Regions from separate parts of the Homo sapiens genome. Here all the other regions are linked to region 2. A link is a loop called in an ENCODE intact Hi-C map of the cell type or tissue named here. Cell type or tissue: mammary epithelial cell. All regions are shown on one strand.

Region 1 (8,000 bases), 110 kb before region 2:
CCACCACCACGCTAGGCTAATTTTTTGTATTTTTAGTAGAGACGGGGTTCCACTGTGTTGGCCAGGCTGATCTCGAACGCTTGACCTCGTGATCCACCCTCCTCAGCATCCCAAAGTGCTGGGATTACAGGTGTGAGCCACTGCGCCCGGCTAGGTCAGTTTTTTAAACTGAGTAATTTCCACGAAATGTTTCCCCCGTAATTTGTTATTGTCATTACAACGCTTTTCTTCCTCCTTTTCCTCCGAAAGTAGCATTACCTGGTCTTGAGATGCCGTTTAGAAATAAAGGGCTTTCTCACGGTTCCAACTTAGTCTGTATCAGAGAATAAAGTAAATGTCAATTACAGACAGACAATCAATCTCCTCTTTACAAATTCCATGTACCGCACAACGTTTCATTAATGCATGGACTTTTGTATCGCTGAGAAGAGTTGCTGGATTTTCCATTGATCCATCAACAGTTGCTAACCCTGCTTTCCATGGGCAGTGGATCTGATATTTAGTGGCCTGAGTCCAGTAAACAGAGTTTTCCTCTTTTTGGGACAGAAGTGATACGGTTAGAAACACACACCTTGGCTCTGTTAACCCCAGGCTTGTCTAAACAAACTGGACTATACTAAAAAGACGAGCGAGCAAACCCTGCCAGTCAGAGTTGTGTACTTGAGATAAGCTTCCAGAGTTGTCTCTTGTGCCTTGAGACAGCAAGGAACTAGTTATCCTGTGGAGATCTGGACGTCTAACTATTTGGACAACACTTACATTGATTGTCACTATCATATAACTAAGAAAATAGGTCATTTTGGCAAAAATTTTTTCTTTGTCTTTAGAATTTGAAACTTTGAGGTTTTGATTTAATTACATATGACACTCCTCTTGTCTAAACCTTTCAATTGCATTTATCAACTACCACTCTTTTTTTTTTTATCAGATCAGACCTATTTTAGATATCTTGCTGTTCTGCAAGATATTTGTTAGAACAGGCCTGCATATGTTTTCTATGAATGGAGACTGAATTTAAAACATTAAAGTATGAGATTGTTTTTCATGTGTGTTCACCGGAATCTGTTTAAGAAACTACAGCATGTTAACTCTCCATCTCATTTTTCAGAAACACACGTGCACAGTGGAAGAAATGCACACACAGCATTGTAGCCAGGCAGCACCCAGACACACACTCTCAACATCACTTATACACACATGCCTAAGGCTGGCTGCTTCTCCCCCAAGTTTCTCAGCCTGCTGCTGAGGAGCAGCAGTGCGTGATAACTTAAGACCCGCCTCTTATTTCTTTGGGCTGGGGCAAGGGGAATCACTATAACTGAAATGGGAATTACTGTACCTCAGATTACCCATTAGCCATTCTCCTTGGAGTATACATTAGTTCAAATGCTTTCTGGCCTGTGATTATACCCAACAGAGTGGTTAAGTCTGTTTGCAGGATTCTAGATGGCAGAGACCAGGCCCAAGGCATTATTAATGCAGTATAAATGGAAGACCAAGGCTTTGCAGTCAGACCAGCTTTTGTTCCAGTCCAAGCTTTGTGACCTTGGGCACATAGCTTCACCTCTCTAAGTCTTAATTTCCTCATCTGTAAAAATGAAGATTATATCCATCTCCCAAGATTAAAAGAGAAAGCACTGAGCATGGTCTCTCATATACAGGAAGTACTCCTTAAATGCTGGTTGCCCTCTTTTCCTCCTAGATAAAAATTTAAGTATTAACACTTGTGTAAACATGGGTGCAAATGTATATTCTGGTAAAAGTGCAAAGATTTCTAAGCCTTAGATGACTTAGAGATGTTATACACACTTTTCTTACTTGCTTTCTCTTTTCCTGGCCATGGGCCTTTTGTTCCTCCCTTCGTCATTCCTCCTGCAGGTACTGAGCCTCCCCCTTTCCGGCCTTGATGATCCTTTGTTCCTCATCCTGGATTCTGTATTTGTGGAGGAGTCACCTGGAACTCAGTCCTGCTGTGGATGGCAGAGGTGGTGATGGGGCTGGGGAGCTATCTGCATAAGTGCAGAGACTTTGTGCTTTTACAAACGGTGGACTAGAGGTACTTGGAGCACAGGGTTCTGTCTTTGAATCCTAGTCCCACTTTTGTGAGTTCTTGTGACCCTGAATAGATTGTCATGTTTAAGTTTTTTTCATTTATATAGTGGGGATAATAATTACTTTTCTACCTGTCTACATGGATTGTTAATGAGTTCCATTAACTTATGTACGTGAAAGAGCTTTGTACCCTGTGAAGAGTGCATAAACATTGGAATTAAAGAGGCAGGACATCCAGATGTGGGCCACCCCAGGCAGGCCCACTCAGCTCTGGCTATTGGGGGTTGGCAGTATCTCCACAAGCATGTTTTGAGTGCTAAGGGGGCACTGCTGCAGTTCTTCCATATTCCTCTCTCCCGTCCTCTGACATCATACTGGACTTCGAGGAGGAAATAGCATCAAAGGTTGAGAAACTGCTCTGTGGGGAATATGAGAGGAAGTTAAATTTCAGGACTGAGGTTACCCAACACTACATGATCGAAGGCATAGGGCAAAGTTCCAAAGAAGCTTTAATTTCGTGTTGGAATTACCTGTACTGTCTGCGCATCTCAGTTCTTAGTGGACAAACACAAACAGCTGGCCACCACCCATCCCACAGGTCAGGAGGAGGGTGCTGATGGCAATGTTGGACAATGTATTGGGTCCACCTATACCATCCTCACTCCCCTGTGCCTTCTTGCTGACTTGGGTCTCTAGTTTACTCTGCAAAGTTCTAAACTGACCAAAGGCATTGCTCCCCCACCCCCAAATTAAGCTAATTACTTAATTCAGTCTGAAAGATATTTGTTGCTCTCTACCTGTCCTGGCAAGCCAGCTGGAGGGTGGGGGAGGGGATTTAGTACCATTGAGGGGAAGGTTCTGACATCCTGGGTTATACCCACCCCTCTCTTCATCACCCCCAGTCTTATGTCCTCCTCTTTATTCCTCTTCCTTGGCTGGCCTCTTGTCCTGTGTATCTACAACCTTGAACTCCTCCCTTGCCCATGACCCCTGATACTGCCCTACTCCCATGATTCTGTCACCCCTCTTCAGATGTGAATCATTTGTACACCTCAGGCTGGGCCAGACTGGGTGTCACTGTGGAAAGCAACCTGCCCAGCACAGCCTGCCCCACCCCTTCCTGAGGATGTTCATCAACCCCTCTAATTACTCATCAGCTAGTCCTGTGTCTACATTGTTCCCTGGGACATTAAGCTGGAGCTTCTACTAGCCCTGGCCTTGACTCACCCATGTGCAGATTGACCAGTTATCAAGGGATGGCTTGGCAGGTGGCAGGGCTGGGTTGGAGGGCACATTAGCCCCTCCATAAGTGCACTATTTGGTCCAAAGGCCTTCCAAGCAAACATGCGGTCTAAATAAAAGCAGTGTATTTGCTTTATAAATGCAGCTTTAAGGCAAGCCCCTGGTCTCCCCTTTTAAGCCAAGCTATCCCGAAGCACATCCTCTGTAGAAATTCTGGAGCTGCCCCCAGACAGACTCAGACCATGTAATTCAAAGATAGGCAGCGGAGTCTATCAGCAGCATTCACTCCCTAAGGAGGTAGAAAGCCAGAGTTAAGACTCAAAGCCATTGGCAGTGACTAGTTATAGAAAACCAAAGCAAGGGATCAAGTATAGAATTTATTGGGAGCACATCAGTGAATCATTTACCTCCTGCCCTGTTTGATTTTTAGTAAGTCAGTTCGTCGAATGGGGGTAAGGAAGGCCTTTCTCTGGACAAAAACTATCACATGGGTCTGGTGAAGAGAAAATAAGTAGTATAATCTTTTTCTATGTCTCCATGGCATTAGGTTTGAAATCTCAATCTCTCCCTCTCTCTCCCTCCCTCCTTCTCTCTGTCTCTGCCTCTCTCTGTGTGTGTGTGTGTGTGTGTGTGTGTGTATGTATGTATATATATATATATAAAATATACATCATCAGTCTTTATTCTGAGAGGAAGTCATAGACATTATTCTCCATCACTCTTGAAAACACTCCAGCATAAAAAAAAAAGCAAGCACTCTGTCCTCCTATATAACCAGCGTACACCCATCAAATCAGGAAATGGACATTGATACAAAACACTATCATCCAATCCACAGAGCCCATTCCTATTTCGTCAGTTATCCCCCAAATGTCTCTTCTACCTGTCTGATCTAGGATTCATGTTACATTTAGTTACCATGTCTCTTCTGGAACGGTTCCTCAGACTTTCCCTGTTCCTAAAGTGTTTGCAGTTGTATAGGTCCTACATGCTGTAGGATGACTCCCAACCTGGCTGTATTGGGTATTTCTTCACAGCCTGACTGAGGTCATGCATTCTTGGCAGGAATCCTTCAGAAATGAAACTCAGCTCTTCTTAGCTTCTTACAACAGAAGGCACATGGTGCCAACCCATCCCACTGCTGGGATATTGACCTCAATCACCTGGTTATGTTGGTGTTTGCCAGATTTCTTCACCTTAAATTCGCCATTTTTCCTTCGTTTCCCTTTGTTTCCCCAAAGGTGTTTGAAAACACCTTTGTACTAGTGTTTGTGGGGAACTATTCTAGGGTTATGCAAATAGCCTGTTCCTCATTAAACCTGTACCTACAGAAACTACCATTTATTGATGACGTCTGCCTGAATCAGCCACCTCTATGAATGTTGCCAAATGGTGATTCTTTTTTTTTTTTTTTAAGACAAGGTCTCACTCTGTTGCCATGCTGGAGTGCAGTGGCATGATCTTGGCTCACTGCAGCCCCAACCTCCTGGGCTCAAGTGATCCTCCTGCCTCAGCCCCCCAAGTTGCTGGAACTACAAGTGCACACTACCACACCTGGCTTATTTTTTTTTTTTTGTATTTTTTGTAGAGATGGAGTTGGTTTCACCATGGTGCCCAAGCTGGTCTCGAAATCCTGAGCTCAAGTGATCCACCTGCCTTGGCCTCCCAAAGTGCTGGGATTACAGGCATGAGCCCCTGCACCCAGCCTCAAGTGATGATTCTTTATCACCGTCACTCTTTCTACATTTGTTAGTTGGCATACTACTATAAGGAAGAACTTTATTTTTCTGTTATGTTTTTACTAAGAACTGTTCATGGATTCCTTATGTATTCAATAAGTTGAAGTCTCACGATTGTTTTTTATTTTAATGCTCAAATTGTGCTCAATTTGGCCAATGGGGACCCCTTGGAGCTGCCTCCTGTGTCCTTTTAACACATCCCTATTATTCATTGAGCATTTCTTTATTTTCTGGCTCCACCAGATCATCTGGACTCATCTTCTACTTTCCTTGACCTAGTTAGGCCTCCCTTTTAGTAGAGAATGGTACTTTTGTCTTATTTATATTTTATATATTTAAGGCATACAACATGATATTTTCATGTATTTATCTTGATAAACATAGATGTAATGAAGTAATTACTACAGTCAAGCAAATTGACATGCCCATCATAGTTACCTTTCTTGTGTTTGTGATAAGAGTACCTAAAATCTACTCTCTTGGCAAATTAGCAGAATACAATATTTATTAATTTTAATTTTTTTAGAGACAGGGTCTTGCTCTGTACTACAGGCTGGAGTGCAGTGGCGTGATCATAGTTCACTGCAGCCTCTAACTCCTAGGTTTGAGCAGTCCTCCTATCTCAGCCTCCCAAGTAGCTAGGACTCCAGGTGCTCACCACCATTCCCGGCTAATTTAAAAAATATTTTTTAGAGGAGGGGTCTTGCTGTGTTGCCCAGGCTGGCCTCCAACTCCAGCCTTGAATCATCCTCCTGCCTTGGCATCCCAGGTGCTGGGATTACAGGTATGAGCTACCATGCTCAGCCTCAATACAGTATTAGTAACTGTAGTCCTTGTGTTGTACATTAGTGGAAACAGGGAAAAACAGAAGATGTAGATTAAAAGGTACGAAGTTGCAGTTATGTAGGATGAATAAGTCTTGAGATCTAATATGCAATATGAGAATTGTATTTAGACACCAATACATAGGAGGTTGATGTGCCCATTGTTACTGGGGTATTATTGCTTCTAGATCTCTCAGAGGACAGAGCTAGGAAATATATGTGTATATGTGTACACACATTTATAAATTTTTCTATATTAGGCTGTGTATTATAAAATCATGATTCATACTTATACCTACAATTTCAATCTAACACCCAAAGAGCTTTCTGTTCTTCCCCCTTTATATGTTTGTACATATCTTCTCTGGCAGTTAGAAAACCTGACTCTCATTATCTTCAATATTTTTGCTTATTTGCATACAGTAACCAGTCTTACAAATGTGAAGGTCATCCTGCCTCCTCTGTGTCCACCACCTTTGCCACTGCCTCTTGTCCTCGGCTGCCAGGCCTGCTAGCCTGTGTCTCTATGTAGCTTAATCATCAGTCTCCAGTCCCTCTAGCTCACAGCTCTTCCCAGCCATAGCTCATGTCTCTATGTACCTCCCCAAACTCCCCAGCCTCACGTTGCATTCCCAGCTACATGCTGATTGCTGTGTTCTGGGGAAGGAAGAAAAGAGAAGGGAAAGGAAGAAAGAAAATAGGAATGGAAGGAAAGCAAAGAGGAATAGTGTATATATTTTAAAGTCTCATTAGATATTGCCAAATTGCCTTCCCCCAAAGTTCTATCAGTTTACATTCTCACCAACATGTTATGAGGGTACTATTTTCCCCACATTCTTGCCAACACTTGTTGGCAAGTAATAGCCGCTTGTTTAAATGTTATCAATCTGATAGCACTCCAGTTTTAGCTCTATTACAGCTCTGCCACACTTAACCCTGTATTATATGTCTCATCTCACCCTCTAGGTCAGGATTTCTCAACCTTAGCACCACTGACATTTTGGACCGGATACTTCTCTGTTGTGGAGAGCTGGCCTGTGCATTGTAGCGTGTGCAGCAGCATTCCTGGCCTCTGCCCGGTAGATGCCAATAGTACCCCCCTCCCCCAAGTCATGACTGATGCAGATGTCTCCAGATATTGCTAGGAATCCCTGGGAGGAGGAGAGGATTGGCCCTGGCTGCTCTAGATAATGAGTTTCCTGGGGGAATTTTGCATCTTTACACATGTCTTCATGCACTTCTGTCTTTGACGTACATATGCTGAACAGTGAGAGAACGTTAGCTGGACAGGGATGAGAGGAATAAAAGGTTAGGTGGAATCCACTACAACAGGACCAGTGGAACTTGTTCACTGCAAGTATGCAACTTTCCACAAATGCAAATTCCAGGAACATCCAACAGAGGGAAGTGAAGAGGAATGTCAGCAAGGTTAACTTTCCATGGATTGCTACCAGGTTATTACTTGTCTTTCTGAGTTCATTTTTGCCCCAGTTTCGTACAGACAGACAATGAGGTCTGTGGCCTATTTCAGCTGATATACTCTGTTTTGTTGATGGGGAAAGTAAAATGCTTTAGGAGAAGGTGTTAACATCATTTAACATTGTAGAGGTAAACTGAGTTTCTTCTGAGCTTTCTCTGAAACAGGCAAACTGACTAATGGTTGCTAATTTCTATGATGCATTTAGAGTTTTACTGTGATATTTTCATTTGATTATATAGATTTTCCTCCATAAACTCTTACCAAAAACTCTAAGGAGAGATGTGCTTCAAGATTTTTATTGACATTTACCACAATCATTATGTTAGAAATGCAAAATGCTTGTTCCCCGGTGCCACAAAGAAATAGCGCTTGAACATAAATTTAATTCTCTCAGCAAGGCAATTTTTACTTTCTGCGGAAAGGGTATACTCACCAGCAGTCTTGCCACGAGAGTACACCAAACAAAGGAAAAGCAGACATATTTATCCCTTACACATTTGGGTTGTCCTCACTGCTGTGTCCTGCATCCACTGGCTGGAGCCGAACCTCACAGTCTAAACTGATACCCGATTTGCTAAGAGCCTAAAACTTTTTTAGATAGGTAAAGGCAAGGGAGAACAAAGGAAAAGAGGAAGTTGCTTTTGAAAAATTTAAAGAAGTAAT
Region 2 (8,000 bases):
CAGATCAGAGAAATTGAGCAAGAGATAAAAATACATAAAATAAAATAAAAAATAGCAGAAAGGAAAGAAAACATGTTCTATGACCTGTAGCATGGCCCAGCAATTGCCGTAATTCAAGTTAGAATTTTGTTTCTCTGTATCTACCATGAGCAGTGAAATCAGCAATGCAAGTTGAGCTGCCTTTGGTCCTCGGCTGTCAATTAGTATCTATGCTGTAGGAATCCTGGGCAGCAATGCCATCTCATTTCCATGTTAATATATGTGATATATAAAAGGTAACTCTGGCAGTAACTCTGCGGAAAAGTCTTATGAAAGGATGCAATTATTAAGAGCTATAAAACCTGAATCATGGATTTGGGCACAGAGAGAACCACAATTGTCATGATGACGTGGCGGGGTAGGCCTGTGAATGTGCAGTAAAAGCGTTTTCCCTTAGCCATCCCACGTAAAATCACATCCCACATAAAATCACATGTCTCTGGTCTCACTAGACAAACCTAGCAAGACTTCCTGGGCAATATTCAGGTCTCTAGCTGTGGATGGAAGGTTTCTTCTTTTTCTTTTATTCTCCTTTTTTTCTCCACAACTTGGAATGTTTCCTAGATAAACATAGCTCTTATTGAAGCAAACCTCTATTTGGGGTTTCCTGGGCAGGGTTGTGCCCCAGAAGGAGTGGCCTCTGTCCAGGCAGTTATACCCTCCCATGCACAAATATAGCTCCCATTGTGGACAAGTAAGATACTGACAATCTCTTGTCCTACCCATCTCCTTGGAGCTTGGATGACTTGACCCACCCCCCAGATGCTGGTCCAACCAGATGGGCAGGCAGACAACACAATGCCTGGCATGCAGATCCAAGAGTACACATAAGAGCTGCGTGTACTTTACCCCCCAAAACAACTCCAGATGTTAGGTGTTGGGAGGATTCGCTGGCCCCTCACCCTGAGTTCAACTCACTGCCCATCTAGGAAATGACTTATTCTTACTCTGTGCTCCCATGGAGCCTAATACTTAAGTCTACCATAGCACCTGCATCATTTTGTACTTTTCTTTTCATATCTGAAGGCCCCATGAGGATCCACAGGAGACGCTGAGCCTGGCACTGGGCCAGGAATATAGTAGATGCTGAATAAATGCTTGTTGAATGAATGAACATTCATATATTTGTCTGAGGACCTTCCTCCTGAGGGTGGCAAGGAGTTACACACAGGAAACGGCCTGTGCATTGTCAATAAAATGCAGAGAACTGCGTGATGGATCCGAACATGAAATATGGCCAGATGGGTAAAGAAGCTTGACATGACAGCTTGGGTCAGGAATCCTTACAAAACTTACCTTATCCAATCCCAAAGGCCAGGATGCCTTGAGTAGTTGGGATTCAGCTTAGTCTAAACAATGGAATGTGCTCTCTTCTCTTGCAGGGTCCTTCGTGGAGTTCTTGGAGACAGGAACTTAGTCCCTGGTCTCAGCTGGTTTATAGCAAATTCCCATTTGACAGTGATTTAAGGCCCCTCAGGACCCAAATCATGTTCAGTTTCTAACCTCTTGGCAATAATCATGGTGTGGGAATACACACAGCTCATGTGCTGCAGACATCCGGCCTCTTGGGGTTTCCTTACTAGAGGAATGTGTGGTGATGGCCGCAAAGAAGGGAGCAACCTCCCAGAAGAAAGCCCAGGCACCTTGGAGTGTGAGTAACTACTGGGCTTTTTTTTTTTATTATTATCAGACATCTTGGTGCATCAGAACCAGGACCTGTAAAGGGTGATACTTCGTTAGCTCAAAGAGCCAGGTGGGAGCAGGGTGGACCCTGTGTGTGAACCAAGCATTTCTCCCGCTGAGAGGTGGCGCTATGGAGAGGATGGAAAGGGCTTGCCCTGAGGCACTGACTGGAAGGTGAACCGTGCTCCTCCGCTGCTCTGGGAATTGGCTTTGGTCATTCCTCACTCCTGAGTTGCCTGCCAGCCAAGGGAGGTGCATGTGTTGGGGGAGAAATCCCATCATCATCAACAGCCAGGCCCAGGCCTTTCCTGTGGAGGGTGTATAGCCTGCAGAGCTTAAGGAATTCCTCCCTAGCAGCAAGTCAACCACACCCCCTTTACCTGGGATTTTGGCAGCGTGGATGCTTTTTAAAAGGGCAGATTTTATTTCATTGCAAACAAAAGAGGCATTCAGGCTCCAGGGCACTCTCCTCCCTGGCAGCATCCTCCCAGGCCTGGTGAGAGCGCTCCCTGCAGACCCTCAGGGCAGGCCACACTGCCTCTCAGATGAAGGAGAGGAAGATGGATGGACCGCCACGGGCAAGCCTTCTCTGTGGGAACATAAAGCCCAGCATCTGCTTGGGGCAGAAGCCCCGGGGTGCCCCATGAGAAAGCCGTCAGGGCCCTTGGTGTGCAGTCAGGCAAGCTGATGGGCTGGGCAGCCGCTGCCAGTTAGGGAACACAGAATGCTCCTTCACAGTACAGCGAGTCCATCTGGGCAGGAGCCCTCCACAGCCGGCCTCTCTGGGAATGTGTCTTTGCCATTTGGAAGGCCAAGAGCCATCATCGTTCATTCAGACGCCTCCTGTGAGGCCAAGGAGGCTGGTCCATTGTTCCTGCCTCCCCATTCCCTCTGTCCTCCCACCCACAGCCTGGGGTGCACCTCTCCTCCTCACAGCTGCTGCCTGTGAGTTGTGCAAGGCAGACCTCTTAGAAGTCTCGCTTGGAACTGCCTAGAAGGAGATAGGCATGTTTTAATGGGAATGTAGGCATTTGGTGTGTTTACTGATGTTTCCTGGACAATCTCTTGTCAAAGGTTGAGCCTTTCTGTGTCTCAGAAAGGGAAAAACACATGTGTGGGTTTACACATTGCTGAGAGAGCAGGCAGAAAGCTGCTGCCAGACCATCAGTTTCATCCTCATCATCGGAAAGTATCTTCTAAGCACCTGATTGCCCATCACACCAAATAAAGAGGAAGTCTTGTGTGGGAGGCCACTGAATTGGAAGGGAGGAGGTGTGGATTCCTATCCCTGCTCTGCTTCTAAGCAGCTCTGTGCCTTTTCACTCGGCATGGCTTCCCTTGCTCCAATTCCACAGTGCTATCCCAGATACAGCCCTTCCCCTCTGCATTCCCCAGCCCCTGCCCACAGCAGACATGGCTAATCAATCATGTTCCCATGGCGCCTTACAGCATGGCCTCAGAGACATTAACACAGAGCTCCCGACAGCCACTGCTCACTGATTTGAAGGGCCCTCAAGATTAAACCTGTTTGCTATCACTTCCCTAAAGGAATTTATCACCTGGGAATGAAATTCTATACCAAAAACAGTCCAGGTCACTGGAAAACAAAAGGTTACAAATCAAGAAAGCAATAAGCCCACCTGAACAATCTGGACTGACCAGGTAAGTCATACTTTGGCAAAGACAGATATCCTCGCTTAATCATTTTACTGGGACAGATCCAAGGTTAGAGAAAGTGAAACATACCCTAAATCAGAAATGCCCTTTCTTTCACATATGGAGTTCTGGGAGGGAAGGTACCTTACTCCTGCCCTCTTCGCTTCCTAGATGGGGAGAGGGAGGCCTCAGTGGTTGTGACTTCCCAGGCCCCTCAGTTTGGTGGTGACCTTGTCAAACAAGAGTCCAGGATTTTTGGTCCCCAGCCCAGTGCTCCTTCTACCCACTGACACCCATTGTCTTGCTAGGCAAGGAAAAAACTCCACACTGCTATTTAAAGCACAGGCAATTAATGGTTTTCAATAGTGTTTGTGATGAAAATTAATGAACTATGAGCCAAAGGCCCCTCATTGAGATCATAAAAACAAATGACTAAACCCTGCGTGATTGGACAAGGGAGTCAGAGTTCCTTCATGTTATTGTAACTCCACCACTCCCTTTGGTTATGTGGGGAGTCACCGAACCTGTTTTCAAACCTTGGTTTTCTTGCCCGTACAATGGGCACCAACAGTGCTGCCTGTACTTGCCTCGCCAGGACATAGAAGCCAAAAGCAAACGACATGGAACTTCCAGATCCAGATTAACAGCAGTCACCATGAGCGGAGTGACATGATGTCTGCTATTAGGTAGTCAGCTGCAATTCTGGAATCACCGGCAACATTTGACAAATCCCAGGATATGTTGGGTAAGTGCTCCACAGCTCAGATGATTCCAACTCTAAGGGTCATGCAGGCTTCAGAAGTAGTTTTTATTTAGATAGGAGTGTCAGGGGAGGAACCTAGAAAGACCTTCCGTCGGATGAAGGATTTCTCCAAATCAGCAGTACACCTAAGGGGTCCCCTGCCTCTTTTTGCTTCAGGTATCTGGAGGAGGGTTCTGACAGCAGGGCTGAGGCCCAGGATGACAGTGCTGCATGCCTGCCTAATGACTGTTAACCAGGGAGCAGCTGAAAGCGTTAAGGATCAGTGTGTAACAGATCAGCATACAGAGAGAGTACCCCAAACACATCTCTTCTGGGTGGTATTTATCAGGGCACCTTGCTGGGTGTTCTTGACATCAGGAACCTGGCTTTGTAACCACATGCCCACCGCACTAAGGCCTTTGCCATAAGGAGTGGCAGTGTGTTCACACAGCATATCTTTCTAGGACATGTATTAAACATGTGTTCCTCCCAGGTCTGGCAGTTTGCCACAGTCCTGCAAAGGGCTGAAATGGCTTTGTTCTCTTGTTCCAGTTGAGGCGGGACCTGAACGCAGAAGGGAGAAAAAGGCCTCTGAGTCCACCACTAGGTGGCGCAAGAGCTCTACCGGTGAGACTGACTGGTCCAAGGACCTCTCAGGGAAATTCTGCAAAGGAATTTGAAGCTTCCAAAAATTTCAAAGCAGAATAGGGCCTTAGAGGTCATCTAATCCAACCGTATCATTTTAAGCCAGGAAAGTAGAGCTCAGAGAGATGAAAGATCTTGCCTGGCATAAACAACTGGTTAAGTGCAAAACTCTAGTACTCCAGCCAGGACTAGAAACCAGTCTCCTCCTCCCAGTCAATCTCATTCCATCCAGCCACCAGGTTTTCCCCTCTTTAGGCATATTTGTCTTGGATTCTTAACTGCATTTGATGCAGGAGTTGGGTTTGGTGTTGAGAGTTAAACACAGAAAGGGAGTGAAGTTGCCAGGACTACTTCCCAGCAGTGTGGACAGGGCCTCTTAGATGATACACGGGCGTGGGCCACAAGGTGGCCTCTTAGATGATATGGGGCCTCTTAGATGATACAGGGTGTGTGGCCCTGCCCATCTGGGCTTAGTCTCTGGGGATGCTGTTGTCCTGCCCTGAGATTTACTTGGTCAGATCATGAGGGTCAAAAATGTTTGGGGATCCAGCCAGGAAATCTTGATTCCAGCTCCACTCTGCCCACCACTGGCCAAATGCAAGTTGCTCATGTCCCTAGGCCTTGGTTCCTTGGTTTACTAAAGCAACAGGCAAAGAGAGAGTGAACCCCACCATCAAGTTTCCAGCCAAAGGCCATGGGGATCCAGAAAGTGAACCTGCAGTTATTTTTGTTCTATTTCATATTTCTATATTCATTATTATTTTATATATGTTCTACCATGTTCCATAAAGGAATTAAGTACAACTGAACTCTACAGAAATTTCATAGATACCAAGAAATGTCTGAGGATAATGATGATTCTTTCAACAAAATCTATCTAAAAATATTTATCGGATGCCAAGTTTGTTTTTATAGACAAGTCTACTTTATCGGACACTCCATCAACCAGAAATCACATTTATCTGGCACATCTGCACGTTTTCTGCCAAGTAGTAATTCATATTTATAATAAATGAGGCATTTACGCTAGTGGAGAGGTTAAGAGTACAGAATCTGCCCTGGTTTGAGCTTTTTGTCTGCCAGTTCTGAGCTGTGTAATGTTGGGCAATCGGGTACCCTCACTAATCTCCACACTTTTCATCCTCAAACTGAAATTTATTTTGATTCCAAATTACCTTATAATGATAAATAATGCCACATAGAACCTAGGTCTTATTTTCTAATATATTCTTCAACAGAAGAAACCAGGGCTTTTTTGGATAAGGACTGAGACAGGAAATATCCAAGACGAGCCTGGAGACTGTGGTGGTACCAGAAAGTAAGGAAGTACCCCAAAAAGGTTGATGGCATCTTGGACAAGCATGGGAACTTACCTGAAAGAGTGGCCAGAATGGGAACAATTTATGCAGCAAAATAAATAACCATAGCATTGGATTATAATTTATAGAGTAAAATTAATATCTATGAATCAATAATTGTATAAATAAACAATATAATAAAATAGAGAAAAGACAAATCTTCCTTTCTGAAGAATTACAACTAAAAAGGAATGCAAATCGTATAAAATCACCTTTAGAGTACCATAAGCAAGATCCACAGATGGATGCTAATATTAGTGGGCAGAAGTTTGAAGGGAAATAGAATATTTGAATAGCCTCAAAGTATCTCTCCTAAGACACTTACTAATTATAAAGGGAAAAAGTAATGACTTAACAGTGGGAAAACCAGCAGGCAGCACCTTAACCCACTGCTCAGGGTCAACATCACCATAATAAGACATATTGCCCTCATGTACGCCTGCCACGATGAGCTGAGTGCATCACTTTCATGGCATTCCTGCCAAAAATGCATGATCTCAATCTAATCATGAGAAAACATCAGACAAACCCAATGTAAGAGACATTCTACAAAAATACCTAGCAATACTCTTCAAGAAAAGTGTCAATGTCATGAAAGACTAGGAAAGACTGAGGATGTCACAGATTGGAGAAGACAGGAGATATCACAGGAAAATGCAGTGTGGGATCCTGGATTAGACCTTGGGGGAGAAAAAGACATTAGTTTTCCTGGAAGAGGGGATAGCAAGAGAAAAAGACATTAGTTTTCCTGGAAGAGGGGATAGCAAGAGAAAAAGACCATGGAGTCCGCCAAGATGTGGACCCTTCAGCCTCTGGCAGGAGGGAGCCCAGATCAGCCAGCCTCCGCTACCCCCAGGCTGCATGAAGATTATCACTTTTAACATATGCCACAATGGGAAAGAAGTTGAACAGCACCAAGGTTGAGAACCAGACGACAGAAAACTATCCACTCCCCCTCCTGCTTCCATCTTGCAGATTGGCAAAGGGCCAAGAGTAGCCTCTGAAATTAGTGACTCCAACCAGGCTAGAGCTGGTGAGTTCTGGGCATAGCTCACATCTTGTGGGCTCCAATTTTTCAGAGATGGCTGAAATACAGGATAATAGGGAAAACTCTAGAATAAAACATATCAAGGCTTAAATTTCACTGTCAGCTGTGATCTTGGACAACTTACTTAATCTCTCTGATCTTTGGTTTCCTCACCTATAAAATGGGGATTAACCTCATAGAGATGTTGGTTGGAAGGATTAAACAAGGCACAATAAAGGCTCAATTAACAGGTTGTTTGCCTCTTTCTGCATTAGCATCTTTGATGGTGTTGGCAGATTAACAGCAGGCGACCCTGGAGGCATTAGACTTCTGTTTAAGTTAAGACTACAGCCTCATTGGGTGGAGTTGCTCAGTCTGTCTGGTTGAAGAGCATCACTAGCCACAAATGGCCAATCCATACAGAGAATAAATAATAAACATTAAAAACAAAACACTGATTTAAGGAAGAACTCAAACCCAAACAGATCTAAAGTCACAACTTAGATGGGTCTTGGTGGTGAAACAGGGCAAGCAGAGTAAAGCTGGGGTGAGGCACGTGCCTGTTGTTTCGATGGAATATTTATTCTCCCAGGCTTCCTTAATAATGAGCTACAGTTATGCATGGTGACACCACAACCAGCTTCCCTTGCATGTAGTTCCCATAGACTAAATTTGGGCCAATGAAATATAAATGGATGTTGCTGAGTGGGACTTCCAGGAAGACTCTTGAAAGAGGGAAAAATAGTTGAAATATGATCTTTTTCTCTTCTTTCCCCTCCCTCTGTTTTTTTGCTCCCTATCTGTAAAGCAGGTTTAATGACTGGAGTTATTGTAGCCATATTTGAGACTG
Region 3 (8,000 bases), 75 kb before region 2:
TGCTGTGTGTTGCTAACGGTCATCTCCGTCTGGATTCCCTCCTCCAGCATTTTCTTGCTCCAGGCCTTCCCCCACCACCAGCTGAGGCATTTTCCTAAAAAGCACAGTTAGCTCTGATCTTTTCTTGTCTACTCTTCCAAACTGGATAAAGCCCAAATTAGTTGGGATTACAAGGCTGCTTTCCCAGTCCTGTTCCCAGCCTCCTTTTCTATGCACTCCCCTCACACAGCCCCTGCTTCTGTCATGCCAAGCTTCTCACTGTCCTGCACATGTGCAGTGACTGCCTGAGGCTCCTCGAAGTTTTCTGTAGCATGGCAAACTCCTGTCCATCTTTCAAGATCCGACTCAAGAGTCTGCCTTCTCTATGATATTTTCTCTGACTCCCCAAGGCAGAGTTGATTATCCAGTGCTTCTGTAGTATACTATTTATATATTAAAAGAATTAACTCATAAAAGTAACCCACTCTATTAAAATTTATTTGCTAAGTGCCTCTCTTACCCGACTGTGAGCTTCTCAGGGACAGGACTGTGTGTGTGTGTTTTCACTTGTACAGTGCCTGGCACACAGTAGGCACTCAGTAAATGTTTATATAATGAGCCAACAAACATGCTTATTGGGTGGGACCTGGGGTGGGAACTGGCAGTTAGTGGAGGGTCTGGTCACAAGAACAAAGGTAAGAGGGACTGGGAAGGAGAACGTGGAAGAGAATCGACATTTATGAAGCACTTTGAATTGTCAGGCATTTTTATGGATAATTGTCTCATTTCTAATAACAGCTCATTTCTAATAACAACTCTATTGAGAAAAAAGGGATTTTTAAAAATTGACCACCACTTTGTGCCAGGCATTTATACATACTCTGTTTAATCCTCTTAGAAGGTGATGCTGCCATTATTTTAAATCTGAGGAAATGGAGGCCCAGAGAGATGGAAACCTGCCCCAGGTCATATATCAAGTTGTGGTAAAGGCTCCCCCTGCCCCAGGGCATACCCTCCTCCCAGTGCTGGGAGCCACCATCTCACCAGCCCACAGCGGGTGGGAGAGGCAGCCTGGGTGACAGTGGTTCTGGGCTGGTCCACCCAGACTGGCTCAGCCTGGGTCCTTGTGCTGATCGTAACTACAAGAACTCGTTCTATGTCACCTGGGACCCCTCTTACTAACTCTGCGCATCAGCCATGAATTGCTTCCTGGAATGCAGGCCTCCTGTGTCCTGGTTCTAACCAGTGGTTATCTTGGCCTGAGCCGGGGGGATCTGTGGTACAGAGTTAGCCTGGGTCTGGAATTGACTTCTGTGAGTGACCCAAAGGCATGAAAGATTTCTTTGGTTAGGGTTGGGACTAGAGGTTGGGGGATCTCTAGAGTCCCTGGTGATTGTTAGTTTTGTTTCTTTTTTCCCTTTCAAGGCAACATCTGGCTCTGTCACCGAGGCTGGAGTGCAGTAGTGCAATCTCGGCTCACTGCAACCTTTGCCCCTACCAGGTTCAAGCGATCCTCCCACCTCAGCCTCCTGAGTAGATGGGAGTACAGGCGCACACCACCATGTCCAGCTATTTTTTTTCTTTTTCTTTTTCTTTTTTTTTTTTTTTTTTTTTTTTGTAGAGACAGAGTTTCACCATGTTGCCCAGGCTGGTCTCAGTCTCCTGGTCTCAAGCGATTCTCCCACGTCAGCCTCCCAAAGTGCTGGGGTACAGGCGTGAGCCAGTGCTCCCAGCTTGATTGTTAGTCTTTAACTCCCTCCTTTGTGCGGTGGCTGGTTACATGGGAGGGGGTTCCATCAGGACTGCTGACAGCCTGCTACATAATTTGTGGGTCTTTTGTTCAAAAGGCAGGGGAGATGTGCCACTGAAGGTACTAAAATATAAAGCTCTCTCCCTTCTTCCGCCTGTCTCCTCTGCTCATCCTCATGCTCCTCTGGCTCCCTTACAAAATACAAGTTCAAAGAGAAAATTGTTGAAGATTTCAAGAACGTGACAGCAGAGCTGTCAACCAAGTGCAGGCCCTTCTGAGCACAGATCTGCGTGATCACACAGGGCCGCCCATCCGAGAGGCCGGCCCTGGAATGCTTGGCCTTAGCTAGCCTAGGACCAACCCTACTATGATCCAGGGAGCTTCAGGAGACTTAGATGTCATTAAATTAGCTCTCCTGGGATCATGAGGGTTAGAGGGTTAGCTGTGTACCTTGCCTCTGATCAGCCTCCTTGGTTTTGAGAAGTATTTTCGTTGAGGCCTCTTTGTCTTTTCTAGGGCTGGTATCTTTCCCCAGGGTGAGACTCCTTATCACCAGGCTCGAGCACTAGCAGGAGGGACACTGGTGCTACGTGGCAGAGACCTTCTTCCAGTTATCTTAGCAACTGGTGGATCCCAGGGACTCCCCTTAGAGTTTCTACATTATTGGGCTTTCAGAACTGGACTCACCAATGAGTCAGGGAGACAGTGTTCCTGCTCTCTATCTGTGCTGAGTCTGCCTATCTGGGCCCATGACAAGGCTTATGATAAAAGTGTTATATCCAGAACAGTCTTCCTCATGACTCAGTTTACAGCCTCAGAATCCTATAAATAGGCCCCAGACCAAAGTTCAGGACTTTTCTTTCTTTCTTTTTTTTTTTTTTTTTTTTTGAGATGAGTCTCACTCTGTCACCAGGCTAGAGTGCAGTGGCGCAATCTCGGCTTACTGCAACCTCTGCCTCCCAGGTTCAAGCGATTCTCCTGCCTCAGCCTCCCGAGTAGCTGGGACTACAGGTGCCCACCACCACGCCCGGCTAATTTTTGTATTTTTAGTAGAGACGGAGTTTTACCATGTTGGCCAGGATGGTCTGGATCTCTTGACCTCGTGATCCGCCCGCCTCAGCCTCCCAAAGTGCTAGGATTATAGGCGTGAGCCACTGTGCCCAGCCAGAACTTTTTATACAAGTTAAATAACTCTTCCCTTGGAAGGTCAGTGTTTTCCTCCCCAGGATATGTTCCAAGCTCCTTGGTTCTAGGGCATCTTACAGTTAGGCCTGATGTTCTATTGAGGGATCTCTAGACATTGTACTGTTCTGTTGAAAGATGCTCCAGAGACGTACTGAGTTTACTTCTGAGGGTCCATATGTTGCAAAACATGTAGCAGAGTTCCTAGGATCTGCGTGACTGCTTAGACATCCCTCTGTGACTCCTGACATGTGGCAAACTTAACGAATGCTGTCTCACAGTGGAGCTCTGTGCCTTCTGCTGGGACTGGGAGAACTAGTGAAGATGCTGAGGTGACACAGCAGACCCAGGTTGTTCTGGAGGCTCTACCTGAGTTTGCATGCAGCTTAGAAACTAAAACTGTGTCTTCTCAGTTGCATGGAGTGGACTCTCAGAAGGACATAGAGATTGTCTTACAAGAGGTTAATGCTCATTTATGGGGTGTTAACTGGACCCTTCTTCATTTGTTCCAACTTGGAAAGGAAATATTGTGTCTCTGGTCTAAGGCAACTTGCAGCTCAGGGAGGGTAGCTTTTGGGTGAGCCTGGAGAATATTTTGGCTTCTCAATTCTTCTTTGCTGGCCTCTGCATGACAAGGGATCACACAGGGCCTCCTGGCTCAGGGAGGCTCTGTGAATGTGGTCCACAGGGACAGTGCTAAGAACCGACCACTGGATTCTGTACTTCTGTTATTTGGGAGGGAAAGTGGCCAGCCTCAGGGCCCAGCAGGGGCATTCTGGGGTTCTTAAGTTGAAGGCTTTCTTGGCGGGACCTGCATTTAAGGTGAAGGAAGCTATATAAGATGGTGGCTGGCCACATCCAGATGGACAACACTTGTCCCTTCCAACAGCCACTATCTGAGCTCTGCAGTGGGTGGAAGGCTTAGGTGACTGGCAGGCTGTGGCCAGGCTTGTTGGACAGTTCAGTAGAGGGAAGGAACTGGCTAGATCTGGGCAGACTCACAAAGGCCCATGCCTGCTGTTCAACGTGGTGTTAAGGGAGTGCTGCAGACAGACCAGTGTTAAGTGGCAGCTCCTAGATGACAGGGCAAAACTGCAGTTCCCACAAAAACCTGGGCCCTAGAATAGTGCCCAGGAGCCAACAAGGAAGGGGTGGGACCTAGGCAGGAGATTCGGGGACCACAGATGCTACTTCCTTTAGCAATCAGGTGCTTAAATCCACTTTGGGCCCTGTAGTTAGAAGTCAGCGTCAGGGAAACCTGGCAGCAGTTAATGAGGCCTGGCCATGGCTGTAGGCCAGGTTGGGAATCAGGAAGGGTAGATGCATCCTCTGGAGTGATGGTAAGTCCCTGAAAGACTGACAGGAGTTGAGGAGGACCCTGGCATCAGCAGAGCTAGAGTACCATTCAGGCTACCCTGGAGACCCCAAGTAGTGGAGCTAGGATATAAAACAGACACCCAGGTCCCAATCAGCAGGCACAGCTGAGGACAGGGGGGTCTTCAGATTCCCTGATAGGAGCTGGACTTGCTTCCTGGGCTTGTTGATGGACTCCAACTGGCTCCAGGCACTTGGGTTTGGAAGTTTGCCAGAACAGGGCTGGCCCAGACAATTCTTCATAGAAATGTGGTTTCAGGAGGTGGTGTGGTGCTTTGTGTCAACATCACCAGGGCAACGTGCCCAGCGTATGCATGAGCTCTCCCTCCACTCCCACACACACATGCTGGTTTCTAATCCAGTGATCCACTAGTACAGCCCTGACATCCCTGTTTTGAAGAAACAACTGAGGTATTCTGAAGGCCCTTACCCCAGGCACAAACATTTCAGAAGCAAGAGTTACTATGAAAGCAGTGAAAAAACAAAAGGAAGAATGGATTTAAAATACATTAAAATGATAGAAACTTCAGGAGGTAGTGACACATTGAGCCCGAGGGGAGTAGCAAAAGGATGAATCCAGCTTCAGTGTTTTAAATTTGGATGACTAAAAGAACAAAGAAGATGGTGGGTCAGAAATGGAGGAAACTCAGTGAAATAGAAAAGTCCAAAGTGGAATCTCTGATATTCCCAGGGAACATAAGATATAATTTCTTGTAAAACCTTTGGGAAATACCTCATACCCTCCCATTTCTAGGAGAATAAACTACAGGGTAGCCCCCTCCAAAATTTCCAGATAGCACATTAAAACTCTTGTAGGACCTATTTAAAAAATACATTTCTTCTCTTCTGCTTGTATGTCTTAAAAAGACTTTACAATTTTTTGTCATTGTCTTGTTCTTCTAGTTATTAGAAATAAACTATTTTATTAGGTTGAAATTATCCAGTTTGAATTTGAATGAGATCTTATTTGCTCTGACACAAATAACCCCTTTGTGGGTAATGAAAGCAATTTAATGGTGTGATCTAAAGGAGAAAACAATATTACTCAAGCTATTAACACCAGGAGACTTCTCACTGACCTCTTACAGTGACCTGCAAACTGTGCTTCCAATATTACTGCACTCTTGAGGAAGCATGGAATGAAGTTTTGCCCAAAAATATTTTAGAGAATGCTTCATGTGGAAAGTCATAAAGAAAAGCAGAGAAATATAAGTAGCTATAAATGAGAGGGGAGAAGGGACTTGTAAAATTAGCCTGATGACAAGGTTTACTAGTTTCAAGCAGCATGTCACCAATCTGAATTGGACACAGGAGCCTATCACTATAGCATTACGAAAATAAAAAATTGTATGCAGTTCTGCAATATTGTGTTTTGAGACTCTCTAATAAGACTGGAACTTTCAAGGAAACACAAATTAGAGCATTTCTAACCTTAATTGGAGCAATGTGATTCGTAGTTCTCTACTATCCCTTTATGTAGCTGAAACATCTTTAAAATGGCTTTTTTTAACATGAGAATTTGTCTGGAAAGTCTTTTTGACATATTTTATGATCAGTAAACTTACAATCTTGAATTTATTTATTTTCTTACTGGACCTGTGGTACCGGGAAATTGATTGTATTTTGTAATATCAGACCAAAATTTGCTTACTTGAAGCTGAGGGAATTGGAGCCTACCCACCTTATTTAGAAATGAGCCCTCTTATATGAGGCTTTGCTAAGAGTAATGACTTAGGATTGTGGCTGTGTGGAATTGGTGGAACGTGTCCTGTCGCTGTGTTTGTGTACCTTGTTTGTATATATTGCTAGTATTCCTGTAACAAGCAAACTCACAGAAACTTCCCAGTGGATAAAGTATACTTTTCACAGCTTGGTGAATTCACTTGCCCCTACTTTTTTCTAAAAATCTCATTTTTCCTCAAGTAAATACATGTTGAGTTTATCAAAGCCTGCATTTTCTTTTCTTTTTATAAAACCTTGAATATATATTCTGGAGAGGTTTTCCTAAACTGTTCTGATTTCTAATTTGGAGTGCATAAAAAGGTTTGAGCGTAATTAAAAAGATTAATTGGTTTTGGTAATGATGGACCAACACAGTGCAGGATAAGAAACATACAATTTTTTCACTGCAGTTTTCTTTTCTAGTTCAAAAGGTGCTTATTACTGCTCCTGACTATAATCCTAGTCCCTTTCATGTTTGACAGATTTATAGTTTACAGGGCCTTTATACCTACCTGCTCTGAGTAGTGTGGGAGATGGAAGAGGAATAAAGTGTGGGATAAAGTCTGAGTGTTTGATTCTAGTTCTGCTTTCCAAGAAAGAAATTCGTTTTCTCTACACCTCAGTTTCCTCATCTGTAAAAGTCGTAACACAAATCCCTCCTAGAGTGTATTCTTATGAGTCAATGAAATACAGGTAGAATGCTAACAAGAAGCTTAAACAATGTATATAATGGCCACTTGGAATTAATTTAGTGATTTAAAAATGCTTTTCAATGTTCTTCCCATTGATTTTATTTAGCCATCCAATAACCCTAAGCAGTAGAAGGAAAAGCACTTTTAGCCTCATTTTATGGATCAGGAATAAATAAAGCCTGGAGGAGTTACCAGATTTGTTAATGTGAACATTGGGCCCAGAGCTCAGAATTTAAATAGTTTTATAAATATTGAAGTGCTTTGGCACTAGAATTTAAATGAAGTTTAAAATCTTAATTGTTTTTGTTATTGTGGATGTAATTTGCTTGTTTCTAAAATGTACACATTGTAGAATATATGATTTAGAAAGTGGAAGTCCCCCTTAGTTCTCTCTTTAGAGATTTTAGAACCACTGTTAACAGGTTAATATGCTGGCTTGCAGACACTTTCCCTGCAAATAATAAAAGACTGTGGCGGGGTCGGGGTTGTATGTGTGTATAGTACTCACAGAGTAATGATTTTTGTACAGAAATGTGTTCTTAATAGTCATAATAGTTCCCCATCTTTTTATGCTTGACAACATACGAATATTTTTTCATGTCTGTATAAACATATGTCTAATTCTCTTCAGTGGCTATATAAGGCTACATTGTATTACATACTGATTGATGATATTTTATGAGCTATTTCTAATTTTTTGCCATTAAAATATCCCTGCAATGAGGGTCGTTTTATATACATCTCCAAGCATTCCTGGGTCTATTTTTGTGAATTGTATTTATTCAAGAATTAGTAGGTCAGGAAAATGCATGTTTAAAATTTTGTTAAGCTATCTCTAAATTGTCCTTCAACAGATTGCATCAATCTCCACTCCCACAAACAGTGCAGTAAATCTTTCTCCTTATGCTTTCCATCAACATCAGGTTTTTATAATTCACACACATCTAAATGAAACATTTCTGCTGCAGCACAAGACATTTGAAAAGACCAGAACTATCTAGCTGTCTGTCAGTGCCTGTCAGCAAACCAAGGGCAGGAAGCATAGAAGAGTAAATTAAAGCTGACAGGGCAGTGAGCACATGTTAAGCTAGAAATTGAGATATTTGGCCACCATTCTTATTCATTCATTCATATAACATTTGCTGAGGTCTGCAATGGGCCAGGCCCTGTTTAGGCCCTGGGAACACAGTGATGAGCAAGACAAAGTCCCTGGCTTCATAAGCTTACATTCTAGTGCAGGTGATCCATCAACAAATAAATTAGAACAGAATGTCAAGAATTGTTAAGACCTCTGGTAAGAA

Evidence for each region. Peaks named below come from ENCODE experiments on the same cell type or tissue, not always from the same donor. Only the 100,000 strongest peaks of a DNase experiment are listed, where the experiment ranks them.
Region 1: a loop joins it to region 2, with 8 times the contacts of the local background. A loop is called at or near these places in 5 of 110 quality-filtered maps.
Region 3: a loop joins it to region 2, with 4 times the contacts of the local background. A loop is called at or near these places in 4 of 110 quality-filtered maps.

Annotation. Positions count from the first base shown.
Region 1 is chr1:84,884,084-84,892,083 of GRCh38, reverse strand. The region is part of intron 1 of LPAR3 (lysophosphatidic acid receptor 3); the gene reads left to right. Among named protein-coding and RNA genes, the nearest start is that of LPAR3, 5.1 kb to the left of the region's middle. In mammary epithelial cell, a CTCF peak has its summit at 7,262 (motif pointing right); a DNase peak (open chromatin) is centred at 4,353; H3K4me3 peaks cover 210 bases; H3K27ac peaks cover 3,179 bases.
Region 2 is chr1:84,769,257-84,777,256 of GRCh38, reverse strand. No RefSeq gene overlaps it. Among named protein-coding and RNA genes, the nearest start is that of SSX2IP, 83 kb to the right of the region's middle. RefSeq lists an enhancer at 1,898-2,397. In mammary epithelial cell, a CTCF peak has its summit at 4,727 (motif pointing right); DNase peaks (open chromatin) are centred at 456, 3,896 and 4,696; H3K27ac peaks cover 348 bases.
Region 3 is chr1:84,843,990-84,851,989 of GRCh38, reverse strand. The region is part of intron 2 of LPAR3 (lysophosphatidic acid receptor 3); the gene reads left to right. Among named protein-coding and RNA genes, the nearest start is that of LPAR3, 45 kb to the left of the region's middle. In mammary epithelial cell, no CTCF peak of the experiment used is centred here; a DNase peak (open chromatin) is centred at 4,549; H3K27ac peaks cover 3,061 bases.